4 separate regions of the Homo sapiens genome follow, and regions 2, 3 and 4 are each linked to region 1. Evidence: chromatin contacts called from ENCODE Hi-C or POLR2A ChIA-PET data. All regions are on one chromosome and are shown on one strand. Each heading gives the region's core, a stretch centred on a gene start or an enhancer-like site at or near the end of the contact. The rest is flanking DNA. Distances are from core to core; before and after follow the strand shown.

Evidence for each region. A loop is a pair of places that touch in the nucleus more often than their neighbours do. ChIA-PET counts read pairs that join two places held with the same protein, here RNA polymerase II (POLR2A). Pooled maps may share reads with other maps.
Region 2: a map of CD8-positive, alpha-beta T cell shows a loop between it and region 1 (5-fold over the local background). The contact joins the promoter of CEP57L1 here to the promoter of REV3L in region 1. A Hi-C loop is called at or near these places in 3 of 168 maps with a recorded cell type or tissue (CD4-positive, alpha-beta memory T cell, CD8-positive, alpha-beta T cell and naive thymus-derived CD4-positive, alpha-beta T cell), 1 of 37 single-sample maps with no recorded cell type and 10 of 50 pooled maps. POLR2A ChIA-PET finds 5 or more read pairs at or near these places in 1 of 52 experiments (activated CD8-positive, alpha-beta memory T cell).
Region 3: a map of B cell shows a loop between it and region 1 (17-fold over the local background). The contact joins the promoter of CD164 here to the promoter of REV3L in region 1. A Hi-C loop is called at or near these places in 5 of 168 maps with a recorded cell type or tissue (B cell, CD4-positive, alpha-beta memory T cell, gastrocnemius medialis and 1 more), 4 of 37 single-sample maps with no recorded cell type and 10 of 50 pooled maps. POLR2A ChIA-PET finds 5 or more read pairs at or near these places in 1 of 52 experiments (CD4-positive, alpha-beta T cell).
Region 4: a loop to region 1 is called in a pooled map, with 13 times the contacts of the local background. The contact joins the promoter of PPIL6 here to the promoter of REV3L in region 1. A Hi-C loop is called at or near these places in 2 of 37 single-sample maps with no recorded cell type and 7 of 50 pooled maps.

Annotation. Positions count from the first base shown.
Region 1 is chr6:111,481,758-111,484,617 of GRCh38, reverse strand. It overlaps REV3L (REV3 like, DNA directed polymerase zeta catalytic subunit), which reads left to right and starts at 1,400. Exons shown (of 32, transcript NM_001372078.1): 1 at 1,400-1,868. The coding sequence starts at 1,730. It also overlaps TRAF3IP2-AS1. RefSeq lists enhancers at 254-613, 2,454-2,513 and silencers at 684-1,073, 1,114-1,343, 1,514-1,813, 1,874-1,943, 2,004-2,083.
Region 2 is chr6:109,094,075-109,096,934 of GRCh38, reverse strand. CEP57L1 (centrosomal protein 57 like 1) reads right to left here and starts at 1,428. Exons shown (of 11, transcript NM_001271852.3): 1 at 1,360-1,428. It overlaps SESN1 (sestrin 1), which reads left to right and starts at 2,089. Exons shown (of 10, transcript NM_014454.3): 1 at 2,089-2,860. RefSeq lists enhancers at 1,442-1,701, 2,572-2,721 and a silencer at 1,762-2,461.
Region 3 is chr6:109,381,056-109,383,915 of GRCh38, reverse strand. CD164 (CD164 molecule) reads left to right here and starts at 1,449. Exons shown (of 6, transcript NM_006016.6): 1 at 1,449-1,712. The coding sequence starts at 1,538. RefSeq lists enhancers at 832-1,061, 1,142-1,491, 1,047-1,556 and a silencer at 1,712-1,991.
Region 4 is chr6:109,439,170-109,442,029 of GRCh38, reverse strand. PPIL6 (peptidylprolyl isomerase like 6) reads left to right here and starts at 1,402. Exons shown (of 8, transcript NM_173672.5): 1 at 1,402-1,574. The coding sequence starts at 1,440. SMPD2 (sphingomyelin phosphodiesterase 2) reads right to left here and starts at 1,306. Exons shown (of 10, transcript NM_003080.3): 1 at 859-1,306; 2 at 577-673; 3 at 402-478; 4 at 1-56. The coding sequence starts at 908. RefSeq lists enhancers at 422-501, 662-731 and silencers at 1,145-1,350, 992-1,811.

The DNA.
Region 1 (2,860 bases), core at 151-2,650:
TTTTGTTGAGAAGAAACCCTTCAGGATTAGTTTTTAAGAGAAACCTTCCCGTTTTACATATGTAGAAACTGAGCCCAAAGAAACAAAATTATTTGTCCAAGGTCACGCCCAATATCAGTGGCCAAGTCAGAGAGGAACCCCTTGTTTCCAATTTAATAGCCAAGCCAGCTGCATGTTACTACTCTTTAAAACAAAAATTCCCTAACTGCATCGCTTCACCCCCTCTCGATTTTTGAATAAAGTTGTTTATTCAAAACGGCCCTTCCCCACGGTGGTGCTTTTATGCCTTCGGGTAGTAAAACCTTCCATAACGTGTTAGTGAAAAACACGAGGAGGCCACGTCTAACGCGGTGACTTTCACAGGCCTTTTTCTTTGGCCAAAATTTTCTCGGAAAGACTGTTAATCCTACATTCCGCTGGGGGAGGAGCGACGAGGGAGGAGGGAGGTCACCGGCAGCTGACAAGTCCTTACATGTACTTGCGCGTGCCCGGGACGCAGCCTGCGGGGCCGAGGAAACCAACGAAGGATGTATTAGGACGAGAGGGAAGGAAGGGGGCGGGAGAAAAACACGGTAGTGGGAAATCCCTGTGCACTGGATCTGCCAACCCCTCGCAAAGCTGAGAAGAGCCGTGCGTGAATAAATCTCATTAAATGGCCCGGCGCAGACACTGCAGCAGCAAAGAGGAGGGGGCACCGCGGCTCGCGCGGCACGTTCGGGAAGGGGGAACGCCAGGGCGGCCCTTTTATAGGCCGAAGCCCGCGCCCGCGCGCCCCCACCCTTCGCACCGCCCCCGGGCCACGCGCGGAGCCGCGGCGTTACCTGAGAAGGGCCGGCTGCGTCCGCACCCGGCCCCGCCCGTTCCGCCGCCCGCCCGCCCTTCCCTCCCGCGAGGCCGCAGCGGCACGAGATCTGCGCCTCGCCTCCCTCCTCACGCGGGCGGATTTTCTTACCTTGTGAAAAACCGTCTCAGCGGCTGCCCCCGCCTCCTCTGCTGGATGTGAAATGGCGGTCGGCGAGGCAAGTGTGAGCATCGCAGCTCCTGCCAATCCTGCATAGCCGCCAAAACGGCCCCGAACACTGGCGCCCCCCTCCCGCAAGCCCCTCGGAGCCCATCCATGAGATCGGTGCTCCGCCGCCCCTTCCGCTGCCCCTCACCCAGGTGACCGTGCCCGCCAGCCGAGTCATCGATCCCGCGCGGGCGCTGCCGGCCGCCGGCCGCCTCCCTCGCCGCGTGCCCGGGGAGGGGGAGAAAGCCCCTTCTCGGCCCCCGCCCTCCGTGTCCCGCCCGGGCGCCCGCCCTCTCGCTCCTTTTCCCGCCGAGCCCCCTCCCCCGCACTACTCGCAGCCTCCCTTCGCCACACACACCCCCCTCTCCCCTCCCCCCAGTGGTTGCGTCCGTGACATCATCATCATGGCAACAAGAGCTGCAGCCTGGGACCGAGGAGCCCGTGTGATTCCCGGCGGTGGCGGCAGTGGCGGCAGCACCAGCACCGACGAAAGCTCGAGGGCTTCTCTCCTGCGGCCCCTTGCCGGGTGCTCCTGAGGAGGCGGCGGCAGCAGCGCCTACACCGCCCCGCCCGCCGCTCCTCGAGGTGCCTCTGTGTGAGGGGAGGGGGCCGTGCCGAGAAGGGGAGGGGGCGCCGCCGCCGCTGCGGAGGGAGCCGCCGCCGCTGCTGCTGCCGCTGCCGGGTCGCCAGTGAAGGGAGGCAGTGGCGGCGGCGGCGAACATGTTTTCAGTAAGGATAGTGACTGCAGACTACTACATGGCCAGCCCGCTGCAGGGGCTGGATACCTGCCAATCCCCCCTCACCCAGGCCCCTGTCAAGAAGGTGCCGGTGGTGCGAGTCTTCGGAGCGACCCCGGCAGGTAAGCGGGCGCCGGGCGCGGGGCGGGAGCGGGAGTCGGCGGGGCGCCGGGGCCGCCCTCCCCGCCGCGCACACGCGCACACGCCACCGGCGCCGGCCGTCTCCGTGGATCGCTGCCGCGTCTTCCCTCCCCTCCGCCCTCCTCGCCTTTTCTCTCGTGCGTGACAAGAGCCGCAAAAATGTGGGTCCGCGCGAGCGCTGCGCGGCGCCCCCACCCCCGGGCAGGGAGGTGGCGAGCGCCGCGTGTTTAGACTGCGTGTGGCGGCCGGGAGCGGGAGCCGCACTCCAGGGCGCGGGCCGGGAGAGCGAAAGCCGCGGGCGCCCCGGACGGCGGGCCAGGTGGCCGCGCCATGTCCATCGGTGGACGGGTTCGTAGGGCCTGCTCTGAGGTCGGTCGCTAGTGGGACATCCCTTGTGTCCCCCAAGTGCCGCTTTCTGGAAACGGGGAAGTGTCAGCCTTGTTGTCAGTCGCTCCCCATGGTCTCTTCTCACCCTCGCTCTCCTCTGCCAGTTCCGGAGATGCAGTGGGCCGGAGAGAGTGGCGCTTGGGGCCAGATAATCTTTCTCACTGGGGTGACCGTGTGGCTCTGCTGTGAGTGCAGGTCGTGACTCCTTAGAGTTTAGTGCCTGAGCGTCGGGGGACAGGGCAGCATCCTTAGGTGCAGTGCTTTCAGGAAATGTGCATCCATGGAAGTAGGAAATGCGTGTTTATGTTGCCCAACCTAAAACATCACACTTAATGGGGTGAATTTATTAGGAACCACAGCCAGACTCAGCAGCACAGACATTTTGAAATGCTCCTAGGCTGGGCTGTAGGATTGCGTTTTAAGTACAGGTATATATTTTTTAAACACAACTATGTTGAAGAAGGGATGGGAAGGGGAGACAGCCGTGACAGAAGGTACGTTCTCAAAAACTCCTGGGGCTTATGATAATATAAAAAAGATAGAGGCCCAGTTTACTAGGTGTTTTAAAATGGTTTTGCTTTTTTGC
Region 2 (2,860 bases), core at 179-2,678, 2.4 Mb after region 1:
TATTCATTTGAGAGTCATAGGTGTTGGTGAAGCCATGGGTATACATGAGATCATATTTAACTACGGCATAAAAAGGCACCCAGCCTTAAGAAACTACCCGACCCTTTATGGGCTGGATAGAGAATGAAGATCCCAAAAAGGAGATGAAAACGGAATGGTTTTTGTTTTGCTTTTTCAATCACACTCATAAGTTATTCCCTTTTTAAAATTCAGATTCAAACTAGAAGTGTCAGAATGTAACAAGGCTTTTGAAATTAGACCAATTCATCAGAACTATGCATCTATTCAAAAATAGCTCACTTACAGAAACGATGTAAAGAATTCACAATACCTGTCTCTTTGTAGCTTCTAAGTGCATCAATACACAAAAAGCACCCTTCCCGTCCCACCCCACACCGCCAAGTATGCATGATTTGGCTTACTGACGTTTCCTGAAAGTACCCTATCTCTCACTCTGGGCCTTAGCATATGCTGTTCTTTTGGTCTTCATTTCCCCTGGGATGAAGATTTCCCTGACTTTCCAAGATTGGGCTAAGTCATCTCCTTCTAGACATCCCAGTGATATCATGTATTATTGTAACCGTATGTCTAACAACTAGTTCCTCTAACTAGTAAGACTGTCTTTTTCATTGTTGTATACTCAGTGCCTAGCAAGACGAAATTTTTAGAATTTAGTGCAATGCAATTCTGCAATGTAAAGAATTAAAATCTACACCGATTATCAGTCCACTGATGGCCGTTCAAACCTCGACTTTTCTCAAATAATAACTTTTTAAAAGCAAACTAATTTTAAGCAAATGACTGAATCTTTTGAAAAAGTCGACTAAGTTTTGGAGACTTTTACGGTTTTGCTTTCTTTTTCCTGCTGTATCCTTAAAGCCTGCAAGAATTCCTATCTAGGAATACTGGGGATTCTTTTACGAGATGGATTTGACAACTTGCTTTCAAAGCCCTGCCTAGGATTTCATTTGACTGAGCAAATAAAGCCCAGAACATCCCTAAGCAAAGGCAAACAAAGGTGCAAATGCGCGGAGATCCCAAATCCACCCCGCGTGTGTCCACAAAAAAGGGCGGAATCAGAGGCAGCAGCGCGAAGCTCCAGTTTCCACAGCATCCTTCCTTCTTGGCCTTACTTAGGCCGCTCCCTGCGACCCTTGGGATCAGGATCCCAAATCCTTGCCTCACCCACCACACCCCGCGCTTGGGCAGCTGGACTAGTCCTTCCCACGCAAGTCACTGGAAAAAGTCCTTGGACTAAGGGAGGCCACCCTAGATGGCTTTGTCTCCAAAATCCCAGAGGAAATGGAGGAAGGAAAAACCCTGTCAAGGAAAGGTGACAACCCAGCTTACAGTGCTTACCAAGCAGACGCTCTCAGTCAGCCCCTGCCACCGCTAACCGTTGGTTCGCGGGCACCCACAGGCAACGTCGCGGTGGCCCCTGGGGGTTGTAGTTTCTGTCGCAAACAAAACGCGCCGGCAGCATCGAAACTACATTCCCCACAAGTCAACGCGAAGACGTCCTACCGACTTAAATCTGGGGTTTGGAGTAATGAAGAGGCCGTCACTACTTTTAGGGTGATCTTAAATGTAGACTCAATTTCTTCCAGGAGTCCCTTCGCGCCCTCTTTCTTTGTCGTGCTTGTTTTATGTGTGACGAAGTCTCAGTGTACTTCTACGTCTTACTTTTTCCTTCCCCTTCTCCAGGACAGAGTCCAAACGTCCGGGAACGGAAACCGCCTCAGGGCGCAAGCTTAGCGCCTCCGGGGGCGCTTGGCCCAGTTCGCAGTCACGCATGCGTAGCAGCCGGCAGTGGCTGGCAGCCGCGCGCGGCGCACTTGGGGTCCGGAGGGTAGCCTGCCAGAGGGCGGGGCTTTTTCCTAAGGCTTTGCCTCGGCGGGTCGCGTCTGCCTGGGCGGGGAAGAAGGCGCTGGGGCCGGGGCGGCTCCCGGTTTGTGCCGGGCGGAGAAAGGGGAGGGGCTGGGGGTGAGGACCCCGTCTCCACTCCCTGCTCCCGCCCTCTGGGCTGATCCCCACCGATGGGGCTGGGCGAAGGGCGGGCTTTGCGCCTCGGGCCCCGCCGCCCCGCCAGCTCCGCGGCCCAGCCTGGCGCTCGAGGATTGCCAGGGCCGCCCTGTGCCCTCTGGCTCGGCGGTGGTGGGCGAGGGCTCAGGGATCGGAGAAGTAGCGTCTTCCCGGGGGTGCCGAATTGGCGGGGCTGGGGGACGCTTTTTTTCACCGCCGCCCGCCGAGACTACGGCTGCCCGAGACTGCCGCCCTCCGACAGCGCCCAAGCCTCCGGCCGCTGCGGCCAGTGGGCCAGGGTTCGGCGAGCCTTCCCTGCCGGCGCCGGCCGGCTGCTGAGGCGCTGGGAGGAGCTGCGGAGGGCGGGGACTGGTGTCGGAGAAGGGGCGGGGTGGGAACGCCGGAGAGAACCCGGTGGCTGCACAGACAAAAAAGCCCCGAATGGCTGGAGGGCGTTCAGCTGTTAACAGCCTTTTGGGGCAGAGCACGGATTTGACAGCTCCACAACGTGAGGATATCCACTGACCCCGCGAGACGGAGGAGAACGCTTCCCCGAAATTCTCTGCCCACCAAAGCCAGCGCTGCAAGGTTGCAACTTTCAAACTTTGTTTTTCCAGAAAGAAGACTGCCCTTTCGTGTACAAGGAGAGGGTGAGAGGGTGACCTAGCTTGTAGATCGGCTGAAGGCACCAGTGGTTCCAAATGTCACCCAGATGTGTGTTTTCATGACGATTTGATTTCTCTGATTTTATTTTTACATTTTTCATTTTAAAAATACAAAGCAATTTTTTTGGGGCATGCTGAAAGGTAACTGAAGACCGCAAAGGAAAAACTATTGT
Region 3 (2,860 bases), core at 200-2,699, 2.1 Mb after region 1:
TCTGGGTGCCAGATAGTCAAGTGTTAAATATAGAGAGAGGCCTCCTGAGAGAAGAGCAGACACTTCTCTGAAGGGCTTATGGTGGGAGCTCACTTCCCTGACAGCATTCTCATGCTTCTGGGCTGGATCAGTCAAAACTATCAGCTTTTTGTTTACATCCAAGCAACACTACTCCAACTAGCGTAGTCATTGGAACAAATGTTCATAGTCCTGAGGGTACAGAAGGACGACACTGAAAAGATCCCAAGGGGAAATAAAATCTTTCTATTTGAGCAAAAAGGTAAAAGCACTATGTAGTCATCTTTTTTGGCACATCAAAAAAGTCATCGTGGCACATCAAGACAGACCTCACGAAAGCAATTAATATTCCTATATTATTAGGATAACTTTGCATAATTAAAATTACATAAGTGTACAACAGCTGAAAACACAGCATTAAATACAACTTTTAAAGTCTAATTTTTACCATGTGATAACCGTATCAAATTTTGCGAATATTTTGTGAGACTTGGCAGTAGATGGCGCTCACCTTTACTAAAAGTCTGAGCAGCGCCTTAACACTAACAGGAACTTAAGAATCCAGCTCTGATGTCAGGCAATCCCGTGTCCAGGTCAGGTCACTTTTTTAAGTCTCAGTTTCCTCACTGGTAATGTGGGGGTGGGGGCCTCCCCAATGACCTCGCAACTCAGACCGCTTTTGATTCTCTGACTACAGTGGTGGAGTTGAGACAGGTCGGCTGCTGCAACCGCCGTCTGAAATAGCAATCCGGAAAAGTCAGGTTGGGAAAGTGACAGAGTAGACGCCCTGCGGCTCTGATCCGGGCGGCGCCTCAGCTGCCCACACTATGTGGGCGGCAACGCACAAACTCCTTAACCACGTGGTGCCTCCATTCCCCTAGGGAGTCCCATCACAGGATAACTTCTAGCAAAATCAATCTTCAAGAAAAAAAGAAGGGGTCCTGCCGAAGATATAAGGAAGCTCCCTGGGGATCCCGCAGCACAGCACAAACTTAGTTCTTGAGAGCCGCACAAAACCAACTTCCGCCCCAGTGGAGTTGCGTCCGGAAGGCGCGGCCCCGGAGGTCACGTGGGCCCGCGGAATTACAGCCTGGCGGGGCGCTCAGGTGGAAGCAGTAGGCCACATTATGTCGACTGTTCCATGCAAGTCAGGGTGGGGGCCGTCCCTATCGCAGGCATGAGACAAGTCCAGCTGCGTCGTGTCTGGTAATCTGAGGGCAAGAAGAACGATTTGCAGAAGCTCCCAGTTTTCTTGGCTGTGGCACAGTCGCTTTGAGGGCCAGGTTCCTTCGGCTTCCTCCCGACTCCCCTGCTTCCCCCCGTAGGATTCCCGTTGGTATCGTCCGAGCCCCACCTCCCTCCTCTTCGCCCCCGCACGCCGAAAACAGGGGCCTCTCACGTGACCCCTGCGCGCTCCCGCGGGGGAGCGTAGTCTCGGAGGCGGCGCCGCAGGGGATTGAGGGGTTGACTGAGCGTTGCGAGCCTTAGCTTTCTCCCGAACGCCAGCGCTGAGGACACGATGTCGCGGCTCTCCCGCTCACTGCTTTGGGCCGCCACCTGCCTGGGCGTGCTCTGCGTGCTGTCCGCGGACAAGAACACGACCCAGCACCCGAACGTGACGACTTTAGCGCCCATCTCCAACGTAACCTCGGCGCCGGTGACGTCCCTCCCGCTGGTCACCACTCCGGCACCAGGTGGGCGCGGGCCCTGTGGGCTTCCCGCCCTCCCCTGCCCAGCCGAGCCGCACTGCCTCCTCGCCGTGCGGGCGGGGCCCGGGTTCGGGCCACGGTCGGGCGGGCGGGCCGCGCTCGGGGTGCGGCGGCGACTCCGGCAACATGGCGGCCAGCCTGGAGTCCACTCGTGGCCGGGCCGGGTGGGGAGCGCGCTGGGGGGAAGCGGACGCGCGGTTCCCAGTGGCTGCGGGGCTGGGGCCCCCCTCGAAGTGTTGCAAGTCGAGGTGCCTTTTAAAAGTGCATCGTAATTCCTAGCCTCACTTGGGGTCGGAAATGGGGACGTGGCTTCCTTCCGCGGGGGCAGCGGTGGGGTTGAGGATGGGGCCGGGCGTCGCGCCTCTGAGGTTGGCGGTGGGGCCGAGCTGCCTCTCCCTGCCACTGGTTGTTCACCCTCCCGGCGCCTCTCTCCGGAGGTAGCCTTCTCCGGAAGTCCGGGAAAGAGAAACTTAAAGACGGTAATGCTCGTTCGTGTCTCAGACTTGAGTCTGAGAAGGTCGCTTGAGATTTAATTACATTGGTTTTGCAGATAGGAATAGAATGTAGCTGACGTTTGAGCACGTAGTTAGTGAAAACTTCACACTTCAAAGTATGCGAAAAGGAAGAAAAGTACCCATGTATGTACCGGGTGTTTTGCGTACGTATCCTAAGGCTAAACTGGAAGGTAGGTAGTGAAACCTAGGAGGTAGATGCAGAGACGGAGATGAGTAAACTCTCCTGACATTGTATGTTTATTCTTTTTTCAATTGTTTTTAAAATTTTCTTAACTATGTCCTGTGCTCAGATAGCGTATGTTTAGTAGGTCGTGGAACGGGGGTTTGTGCCCAGGTCTGTGGGTTTTCTAAAACCCGATCAGGAGCGTGTCTTTTGTTATGTGCAGTCGCATAGGGCTGGTTAAGGCATACATACATTTTAAAGCAGAAATTGCCATATACCGTGACAACACAAAAGAGAGAAGGAAGATAAGTTTGAGGTAATAAGCGGGAGAAACACTAGAGGTTTAAAACCTGCAGTCTCGTATGATTGGTTATTCTAGTTAACATTAGTTAAGGAGTAATGTTTACGTAGTTAACATTGGCTTCTTGACCGAAGAATGCCGAAGTGTAATGATT
Region 4 (2,860 bases), core at 153-2,652, 2.0 Mb after region 1:
TAAGCTCCTGGATTGGATGTTTGGAGAAGACACAGAGGCCACTGCCAATGATTCCGCTGAAAGCCAAGCCCTGCTTAATAACCAGAAAAACAGGGAGAGACACCCAGCCTTCTTCCCCTCCCTTGTCTTCCAGCTCTGATCAGCTATTTTTTTCTTTTTCTACTGCTGGGACTAGCCCTAGAACCAAGGCGACAGCCTTTGGAGGAGTATAGGGCAGCCAGAAAACAAAGCTGAAATGGGCTGAAGTCATAGGACCTTCTTGGTTCACCCTTCTCCTTCTCTCACATCCAGAGGGAGAGGAGGCTGGAGGAGACTGGAGAGTGCAGGCAGGATAGGGAAGGGCTGGCAGGGCCAAGAGCCTCCTGGGATGACAACAGGCTTCAGGCCAGTGGGCTTCTCACCTCCGGAAGTGGTGTGCAGCTGGGTAGGTAGGTGACAGCTTCTGTCTCAGGTACTGGAAGTCCTGCTCACTCCACACCTGAGGGAAGCGGTGAGGATGCCTGCTTGGTCTTTCCCCAGTGGGACGGTCTGTCCCTCCTCCCAGCCTGGGTTCCGCACCGTGCTGCACAATCTCACCTCCTCCAGCAAAGCCAGGTCGAAGCTCTCCTGGTTCAGAAAGTCTCCCAGGCGCCTCATGCGGTCGGCCCGGTGCTTGCTCAAGTACGGAATGCCCCTAAGGAAGGGAAGAGCGGGGCAGGGGAGGCGACTGCTGGGACCACCGGCGCTGGGGCCAGATGTGGACTTTGGAGGTTCGGGTTTTCCCTACACCCTGAGATCGTGGGGCGGGATAGGGGGAGGAAGGCTGCATGGGTGCGAACGGAAGGTGGCCCCCAGACCGCACTCCGCAGACGCACTCACCAGCAGTTGAGGTTGAAGATCCGCAGTCGCAGGGAGAAGTTGGGCTTCATGGTTGGGGAGCTCCAGGGGCGCTAGGCGGCTCGAACTCTCCAGCGACGGCCGCGGTGGGGACGGGGGCGGCCGGCGGCGCCTTCTCCCCAGACCGTTCCTTCTTCGCAGGCGGCGCGCACAGGTGGGCACCAAGCCCGCGTGGCTCAGGTCGGGCCCGACTCCCGCGTTCCCCCGGCAACCGGCCGGCTGTTCCCAATCAGGCGGGCCGCCAACCCGGAAAGGCGATCCGCTGCCGAAATCCGGGCGCCCAGGCTCGGTAAGGGCCGCGCGCTAGGACCCTGGGGGTCCGGAGAGCGCCCCCGGGTGGGCGGCTCCCGGTTCCTTTTCCTCCAAGCTCGTCCCCGGCGGTCGCGGCCGCCCGCGCGCCGGCGGCCCAGCAACAGGCGCAAAGTTGAGGAAAGGCCCAGCCGCCACGGGCCGCCCTCGACCCGCCCCTGGGCCCCGCCTCCTGCGAGCGGCGGAGGCGGGGCCGCGCGGTTGCCGGAGCGACGCGCAGTGTTTGGGGTCACCGGGCGTCCCCGGGCGCGGCCATGGCAAGGCCGCAGCCGTGCGGGCCCCCGCACGCTAGGTGCGGCTCGCCGTCGCTGCCGGAGCGGCCGCTGCAGGTGAAGGTGGTGGGGCTCTTCAGCTGCCCCAACTTTCAGATTGCGAAGAGCGCCGCTGAGGTAACCACAGAGAAACCTCCGTCGTGGGCGGCCCTCCCCGCTACCCGCTCTCGGCCGCGTGGACTGCAGGCGCCGCGCCTCCTCGAGGCGGCGGGGGTCGAGGCCCCACCGGCCGAGGAAGGGGCTGGCGTGTCCTGGCCGGGCGGGCTCCGTCTGGAGGACCGGGAGGAGAGTATAGGGGGGCAAGTGCGGGTCCGGGGGCGGGCGTTCCACTTGGCGACTTTTAAAGGGAGAACTGAGCGAAGGAAGGGTTCAGAACCGCGCTGGGAGATAAGGTAATCCCCTCCGAGACACACACACACACACCCGCAGATTTTGTTCTACGTCAATTTTTTCTTTAATTAGAGATATTTAAATTTATGGAAAAATGATTACTATATAACTAGCTAATTTTTACAACCCCGCCACCTCGGCCCAAGCGATTTTTGTTAACTATTCATGCGGGGAGATTCTTTTCTTTGAATTTTATAGAGCCGTCACTGCGTTCCAATCGAACTAGATGCTTCACAAGTGCTTTGGAAAATCATTTCTTTGTAAACACTCAGAACGATACTAAAGGAAAAGCACTTGAGGAAACTGGAAGAATTTGGCCAGATCAGTCATGCTGCAGCACACTTACAACCTGAAATGCAGGAGAAATGTATGAAATGTCGGCATGTAGAATTCAGCCCTTCTTACAGGGTTTGCTCCAGAAATGCTGTCCATGGCAAACTTCTCGCCGAAGCTCACTTGACTCCAGGACCATGCCTTAATTAATGTTTTTAACTCCCGAAGTACCCAGCTGGATACTTGACAACAAAATGTTCCCAAATAGAAGATATCTTGGCGCGGTGACTCACGCCTATAATCTCAGCACTTTGGGAGGCAGAGGCGGAGTTCTAGACCAGCCTGGCCAACATGGTGAAACCCCGTTTCTACTAAAAATACAAAAAATTAGCCGGGCGTGGTGGCGGTCTCTGTAATCCCAGCTACTCAGGAGGCTGAGGCACAAGAATCGCTTGAACCCGGGAGGCGGAGTTTGCAGAGAGCTGAGATCGCGCCATTGCCCTCCAGCCTGGGCGACAGAGCCAGACCCCGTCTCAAAATAAATAAATAATAAAAAGAAAACAAGTGATCAGAAGTCTGTGAAAATAATACATGAATCATCAAAAGTAGAAATTGTGGTCTGTGTTGCTTGGGCAGACGGGATCAGCAACCTTTTATTACCAAAGTTAATGGCCATGAAGTTAATTACAAAGTTAATGTATTAATGAGTTTCAGAGATTTTTTTTCTCTTTTTTTTCGCT